Linked DNA regions of Homo sapiens: regions 2 and 3 are each linked to region 1. Evidence: chromatin loops called from intact Hi-C (ENCODE). Cell type or tissue: heart right ventricle. All regions are shown on one strand. Region 1 overlaps MAP4 (microtubule associated protein 4). Region 2 overlaps MAP4 (microtubule associated protein 4). Region 3 overlaps DHX30 (DExH-box helicase 30).

The links. Peaks named below come from ENCODE experiments on the same cell type or tissue, not always from the same donor. Only the 100,000 strongest peaks of a DNase experiment are listed, where the experiment ranks them.
Region 2: it touches region 1 in a loop (2.5-fold over the local background); 7 of 110 quality-filtered maps call a loop at or near these places.
Region 3: it touches region 1 in a loop (4-fold over the local background); 91 of 110 quality-filtered maps call a loop at or near these places.

Annotation. Positions count from the first base shown.
Region 1 is chr3:47,989,145-47,991,644 of GRCh38, forward strand. All of the region lies in intron 2 of MAP4 (microtubule associated protein 4), which reads right to left. Among named protein-coding and RNA genes, the nearest start is that of MAP4, 26 kb to the right of the region's middle. In heart right ventricle, a CTCF peak has its summit at 1,002 (motif pointing left); a DNase peak (open chromatin) is centred at 967; H3K27ac peaks cover 1,279 bases.
Region 2 is chr3:47,876,527-47,879,026 of GRCh38, forward strand. It overlaps MAP4 (microtubule associated protein 4), which reads right to left. Exons shown (of 21, transcript NM_001385682.1): 11 at 891-997. Among named protein-coding and RNA genes, the nearest start is that of MIR1226, 28 kb to the left of the region's middle. In heart right ventricle, no CTCF peak of the experiment used is centred here; no DNase peak of the experiment used is centred here; H3K27ac peaks cover 2,022 bases.
Region 3 is chr3:47,836,741-47,839,240 of GRCh38, forward strand. The region is part of intron 6 of DHX30 (DExH-box helicase 30); the gene reads left to right. Among named protein-coding and RNA genes, the nearest start is that of MIR1226, 12 kb to the right of the region's middle. RefSeq lists an enhancer at 859-1,677. In heart right ventricle, a CTCF peak has its summit at 1,133 (motif pointing right); a DNase peak (open chromatin) is centred at 1,131.

The DNA of each region.
Region 1 (2,500 bases):
TCATGTCTGTAATCCCAGCACTTTGGGAGGCCTAGGCGGAAGGGCTGCTTGAGGCCAGGAGTTTGAGACCAACCTGGGCAATATAGCAAGACCACATCTCTATTTAAAAAATATTGTTTTAATTGTTTAATAAAAATAAAAGTGAGATTAGAAGATCTGGGTTCAGGTTGTGCTGTCATTATTAACTAAATGATCAAATGCAACCTTCTCATTTCTAATACTTAAGCTTCACCTGGGAAGTGGGACTAAATGCAGTAATACAGGATGTCAACTGTACAGTGCTAAATAGTAATTGTTATTCTCACTGTTATTAGCTATTGTTATTCTCACTGTTATTAACTATATGTTGACCAACTGTAAATTTATCTATCAACCACCTATAGAATAACTGTAGGCTGATCAAGAAACTTTACTAGAATAAAATAAAATGAAAGCAAGAAGAGGTTAGAAAGGAAGAAGAGAAGCTGGATTCTACTATACATACAACACCTCACAATCTAAAAATATAAGCCCAGGAGAGAATAAAAACAACGTAACAACACTAAAAACAATAAGGTTGACAAGTAGAAAAAAGGCTTGTATATTTCCCTGCCAGATAAGACATACTGGACCCTAATCATACTGCACATTACTGGAAAAGTCCTAATTCAAAAGATGCTATAATGTGTTTTCTCACTGACTGACTTCCCCAGAGAACCCCCATTTCATGAAATGAAAACTTTCTCAGTGAAATACACACAGCATCGAAAATAGCACACTTTTTTTTTTTAGAAACTAATCACATTCTCTGAGATATAAAGATATTCAAATTTACTTTATTTTGTTGATTCCCTCTCCCCAGGAGATGTCAGATTCCCACAGCAGGCAAATCAGCTTGGCAGAGAAGTAGCAAGAACCTGAGAAGGCATGTGTGCTGTGAGTCAGCCTTGGGCAAAACAGCCAGGTCTCAATGCAAGGGAACCCTCTGGTGCTGTCAGACCCATGCCAACACTGCCCTCTACTGGCCAATTAAGCTGGTTGCAATTTTCTGCAAAAGAAATACCAGTGTATTAAGGAGAAATTCTGCAGTATCTATTAATAGTTGTCACTTAGGCCCTTTTCCATGGATTAGTGTTTCTCAATCATGCATGTGTATCCGAGTCACCTATTATGGCTTGTTAAAACAGACTGCTGGTGTGTGGCAGGGTACGGTGTCTCCCACCTGTAATCCCAGCACTATGGGAAGTCAAGGCAGGAGGATCACTTGAGCCCAGCAGTTCAAAACCAGTCCAGTCCAGGCAACACAGTGAGACCTTGTCTTTACTAAAAATGCAAAAAACTTAGCCAGGCCATTGCCCTGTGTTAACTTCTTATTCTATGGGAATAAGCTTTTAGCTTCAAAGGCCTTATGGAATGTTGAGGAGAAAGCATTTTCTCGACTTCAGAAGAAGAACTATTTAATCACACAGAGAACAGAAAAATTAAGTGACTTGTTCCATAAATGTGCTATTTGTGTCTGAGGGTCAATACTGTGCTAGATGATCATCTGAAAGAACAAGAGTCACAGATGTTTGCTTCGTCATTCACATCTAAGAGAAAGGGTTCTATCTTTTGTCTCCCTCACCTAGAAAATAGGGCCATATAATGCTGATAATGAACAATTAAGGAAAACACCATTTTTTAAGGAAAAAAGTCAGGAAGTACATAATTTTCTTTTTATTTTTTTCTTATTACAGCCGTGGTGCAAAACAAGTAGTACACATATCCTGAAAAAGTATTTGAGAATTGTTTCCCAAGGTGATAGGCATTTTAGAAGAAGAGTTTGACACCAATTTTATTTCTAGGTATTGGTATTTAGATGGTTTACACAGGCAATGCTAAGATAAAATACTTGTAGAAGCAAGAATAAGTTGAAGTGCAAAAGGAAATGAGTATAGTAGATCCAAAGAAAAGGAATAAAGGTCGGGGGGTTCTTGTGTTGCCAGGCATGAAGGCAGAAATCATACTTAGAGAAAAAAGCAATTTTCCTACTTTGTCATAAATGCCATAAAAGCAACCCTGCTTTCTTACTTCTCATTTTATAAGTTGAAGACAATTAGGGTGGACATGTAAGAATTAAAGGAAATAAAACACCATTGTTCAAAGAGTTCTATTATGTGTAACCTACTCAACCGTCCCTTCTATATCTAGAGGCAAGAAAATGGTTGATAAACTTCCACTGGTTGGCCTAACTAAGCCTGTTGTAAGAACATATCGAGAGCACTAGGCTGGGTGTGGTGGCTCACACCTGTAATCCCAGTGCTTTGGGAGGCTAAGGCAGGAGGATCGCTTGAGGCCATGAGTTCCAGACCAGCCAGAGGAACACAGTCTGACTGTCGCTATAAAAATAAAAGGATAAGCAAGGCACGCGCACCTGTAGTCCAAGCTATTCAGGAGCCTGAGGCAGGAGGAACGTTTGAGCCCAGGAGTTACGTTAGATGTTGCAGTAAGCTATGATTGTGCCACTGCACTCCAGCCTAGG
Region 2 (2,500 bases), 110 kb before region 1:
CTTTTGGTGGCTATTCTAAAAGAAAAGCATCAGGAGGTGATTCAGCCATTATTACCTGTATTTTTTTTAATAACTTTTTAATTTTTTGAAGACCCTGGACAACATGCTGAAACTACCTGTATCTTGATGGGACAATAGCAGCCACAGCCTACAGTGTGGCTTTTGAACTTTGCAATAAGTACTAGTTATGCATCTGAAGCTATATGATCCACCTTCAAAATCTGCATTCTCTTTTCATGAATGGATATTTCAGAATCTTTTTTTTTCTTTCATCTAACGCTGAGATAATAGTAAATAATTCAGAATTTATTTCAGAATATTTTTGCAATTGTCCTTTTTGTTGTTGTTAAGGGAAGTTGAAACAATCTCTACAGAACTTTTTTTTTTTTTTTTGAGATGGAGCCCAGTGCAGTGGCATGATCTCGGCTCACCGCAACCTCCAACTCCTTGGTTCAAGCAATCCTCCTGCCTCAGCCTCCTGAGTAGCTGGGATTACAGGCATGCATCACCACGCCCAGTTAATTTTAGTATTTTTAGTAGAGATGGGATTTCACCATGTTGGTCAGGATGGTCTCCATCTCCTGATGTGATCCGCCCGCCTTGGCCTCCCAAAGTGCTGAGATTACAGGCATGAGCCACCATGCCCGGCCTCTACAGAACATTTTTTACAGATATATAAGATAATAGGGTCAAAGGCTGAGATTTTAAAGTTGGTTTAGGCCACTGTGGTAAATGAGAATACAAGATATTTTCTAAGCATGTCCAAACATGAGGAAGGACAATAACAGCTCAGAAAAAAGAAATTTCATTCGTGATTCAAGCAATAACAGCAGAAGATACTCCGTTTAAAAATTATGGCAGTAGAAGATAACCACCATTCTGGCACCTACCTTTGTTTTCTTCTCTGGGCTTGGTGGGAGCTCCTTGTTCGGTGGGGTGGTGATGTCATTTCCTGTCCCACTCACCACAGGCCTTCCTTCTTCTGGCCTGGCTATTCCTAAGGGGAGAGGGTGAGTGGGAATTATGCTAAGCAAACATTTTACATGCCCATTTTGAAAATACAAGGTTTAGCAAAGACAGACCACTAACTAGCACTTCATTCTGAAAAAAGTCCACAGGGTTGTGCTGCTGAAATGTGGACAAGCCTCCCAAGTTCTCATTGTGATGGAGGACAGTTTTAGATTCCTCAGATTCAGAGAGCCTGACCCTGTGGAGAAGCAGTCTAAGGGACACATGCACAAATGATCAGTGGAAAAAAATGGTCCTTTAAGTTTGGTTTCCCTTCCCTAGAGACCAAAGGGACTCTGTCTTCCAACCACTAGCTCTCCAAGCAATAGGACAAAAACCTCTTCTACCAGTCTATCTTTGGAATAAAGGTTGCTGTGAGATGGGATAAGAGCCAGAAGATCATTCAATGACTCCCTTTCCTTCCTTTCCCTATAAAGAACCACTTTATGGAGGATGTGAGATTAACCTGATCCAGTTCTAACAGTGACCCAGATTTTCAACAAGGCCAAGGAGACCCATGGAACCAGACTCAGGGCCAGAAATAAAGTCTCCTGCCTAAGGCAACATAGCCTCCTCTCTGTGGAGAGGTTACTCTGGATTTCAATAGGACTATACCTGAGAGCATTAAAATACTGTGAAATGTATAACCTTGCTGTGGGGGAAGGCATTTCTAACTGGCACAAAGTCAAGAGGCCACAAGAGATAAGTTTGACTAAAGAAAAATAAAAAACTTCAATGTGGCAAAAAACAAAATAAGACAAAACACTATAATAAAAGTCAAAAGGCAAATGACAAACAGAAAAAATACTTGACCCTCATACCAAAGACAAAGAGCTTATTCTATAAATTACTCCCACAAATCAGTAACTGCTACAAAGGCCAATAATCCACTGGGAAAATGCAAAACAATATGAACAGACTTTATAGAAAAGAGATACAAAGTTTTTTGAAACTATGAAAAGATGTACAATGTTAAGTATAAGAAAAATAAAAAAACCCCACTGAAATGCCATTTTATTTTTTGAGACAAAGTCTTGATCTGTCACCCAGGCTGGAGTGCAATGCTGCGATCTCGGCTCACTGCAACCTCTGTCTCCCCATTCAAACAATTCTCCTGCCTCAGCCTCCCAAGTAGCTAGATTACAAGCATGCACCACCACACCCAGCTAATTTCTGTATTTTTAGTAGAGACAGGGTTTCACCATGTTGGCCAGGCTGGTCTCAAACTCCTGACTTCAAGTGATCCACCCACCTCAGCCTCCCAAAGTGCTGGGATTACAGGCATGAACCACCATGCCTGGCCTGAAATGCCATTAATATTAACATATTGTCAAAAGTCCTAAAATTTTAAAATAACTACTGAGAATAATATAGGGAAATATACTTGGTAGGTATGTGAACTGTATGACCCATAGGCAGGGCTGCCTGGCAGTGTCATTTTCTGAAAATTACAAGGACAGATAAATTCTAATCTAGAAAACCAATTTCTAGT
Region 3 (2,500 bases), 150 kb before region 1:
ACTCCTGACCTCGCGATCTGCCTGCCTCCCAAAGTGCTGGGATTACAGGTGTGAGCCACCGTGCCCAGCCTAGTTGTTTTTGTTTTTTTGATCATAGCGATCCTAATGGGTGTGAGATGAGATCTTGTTGTGGTTATAGGAGTTGTTTTTTATTCTAGAACTCAGCCTTTTATTCTCTAATAGCTGTACTCCCAGTTCTTCAGCGTTTCCCTTTCCCCCCAAATCAGATGTCTTTTTCTGCATTGCCCATAGGCTTGGTGAGACGTGCTGGCAGCACAAAGGGGACTGAGTCAGCAGCCACAGCCAAGAAGAAGGTGTCCACGGGAGGACATAAATGCACCCCAGCCTCCTAAATAGAAGAGGCTTATTCTTGAAGAATGGTCCTTGCCAGGGCCGAGGGCTGGAGCAAGGCACTCCAGACTCAGGCCAATGTGGCTTAGAGCCCGGGTGAATATGCGTGGCTATGGGGAATGAGAATGAATGTGGGTCTGCCTGCTGGGCCATGCGGTAGACGGGCAGGGAGGAGCTAGAACTCCAGGGCCTTCACTGTCACAGGGGCAGAATGATTTGATCCTGTGGCTGCCAGGGCTTCTGACTAGTGGTAATTGATAGAATGACACAGCCAAGTTTGCTTTTAGGGAAAATCACTGACAGCAGTAGTTTTTGGCAAGACCAGAGACAGGGACACTGGATGGAAGAGAATACCAGCGGCAGCTGTGGAGGAGGTTTCTTCAACGGTATTAGAGGGCCAGGCATGAGGGCCTGTAATCCTAGCACTTTGGGAGGCTGAGGCGGGTGGATCACAAGGTCAGGAGCTCGAGAGCAGCCTGGCCGACATGGTGAAACCCCATCTCTACTAAAAATACAAAAATTAGCCGGGCCTGGTGGCGTACGCCTGTAATCCCAGCTACACAGGAAGCTGAGGCAGGAGAATCGCTTGAACCTGGCAGGCAGAGGTTGCAGTGAGCCGAGATGATGCCATTGCACTCCAGCCTGGGTGACAGAGTGAGACTCTGTCTCTAAAAAGGAACAACAACAAAAAGGTATTAGAGAAGTTGCACGGACAGCTCCTGGACAGTTGAGGAGGTGGGAGGGAGAATGGGTTGGAGGGGCAGCATGCGCCAGCAGGGGGAGCTGTGGACGAGCAATGGGTTGGCGCCTAGGTTATGGCAAGAACAGTGGCTGGTGGATGTTGGTACAGCTCAGGACCGGTGTGGGAGCATGGCCAGGACCAGCAGTGAGCCTGTGGGGACGAGATCCTCTGGTCTAGTGAAAGAGTGGTTGCAAAGGCAGGGGGAGAACGGTGCTGTCCTGCTGGGGAAGCCAGGCCAAGGAGGGATGCTTGTATTGCTGCTCTGTGGAACCAGAGGCATTCTTGTCAGAAGGGAGGCGGTGACGCAAAAGTGTGGCAGCTGAGCCTTGGATCGGGCCCTGCCCCAAGGGTTCGCGAATGTGTGTGTGGCATACCTTGGCCCCATCGTCTGTCCCATAATCCTGCGGTTTTCACGCGTCTATTCTTAATAGACAGACTTTAGAATTGGTTTGTCAAATGCTTAATAAGAAGCCTCTGCAGACTTTGATTGGAATTGTGTTCAATTTATGGATTAATTTAAGAGGTTTTTGTCTCCTCACACATAAAAGTTCTATCATCCAGGAACATATATCTCCATGGATTTACATCCTTTTGCCAAGTTGTGTGCTTAGTCCATACCTTTCTGACCCACCTTAGTTCACCTTAGGTAGGTGATGGTTTTTGTTACTGTTGTGAATAGAATTTTTAAAATTAAATTTAATTATCTCAAAAACCCAAGGAGAAAGTTTTATGAAGGCAGGCCATGGTCACTCTCCAGCTTGTCATGAGTTGGGTGGGATTGAAAGCTCACTGTAGAGAGGTTCCTGGCCCGTGGCCCGTGCTGTCTGCTGTCACATGGCCCTGATGTTCACCTGACAGGCCTTGTTCTTGCTGTCCCGCAGACTTTGTCGCCTTTACCACTCCCAGTGGCAGCTCCTGCAACCTGTGCTTTCTTTGCAGTTGCTCCTGTTCTCCCAGCTGCTCACTCATCTCACCCACGTCTTTGTTCCTTAGACCCTGGCCATCTGCATTTCTCTTCTGCTGCTTAGATTCCTTGTTTGTTTGTTTGTTTGTTTTTGGAGATAGGGTCTTGCTCTGTCACCCAGGCTGGAGTTCAGTGGTGTGATCATGGCTCACTGCAGCCTCGATCTGTAGGCCTCAAGTGATCCTCTTGCCTCAGCCTCCCAAGTCTCTGGGACTACAGGCACATACCACCACCCCTGGCTAACTGCCTCTTATATTCCGAACTGCTTGAGGGCAAGGACCAGGTCTTGTCTCTCCTGATGATGCTTAGGTGGCCAACATGTTGCTGCGTACATGCTAGAGACTTAGGCAATGTTTAATTTATATTTTCTGTAGAAAAGCATGAAGCTATAACACATTTAAAATCATATTTTTGTATAAATAGCTTTAACATTTCAAGTTATT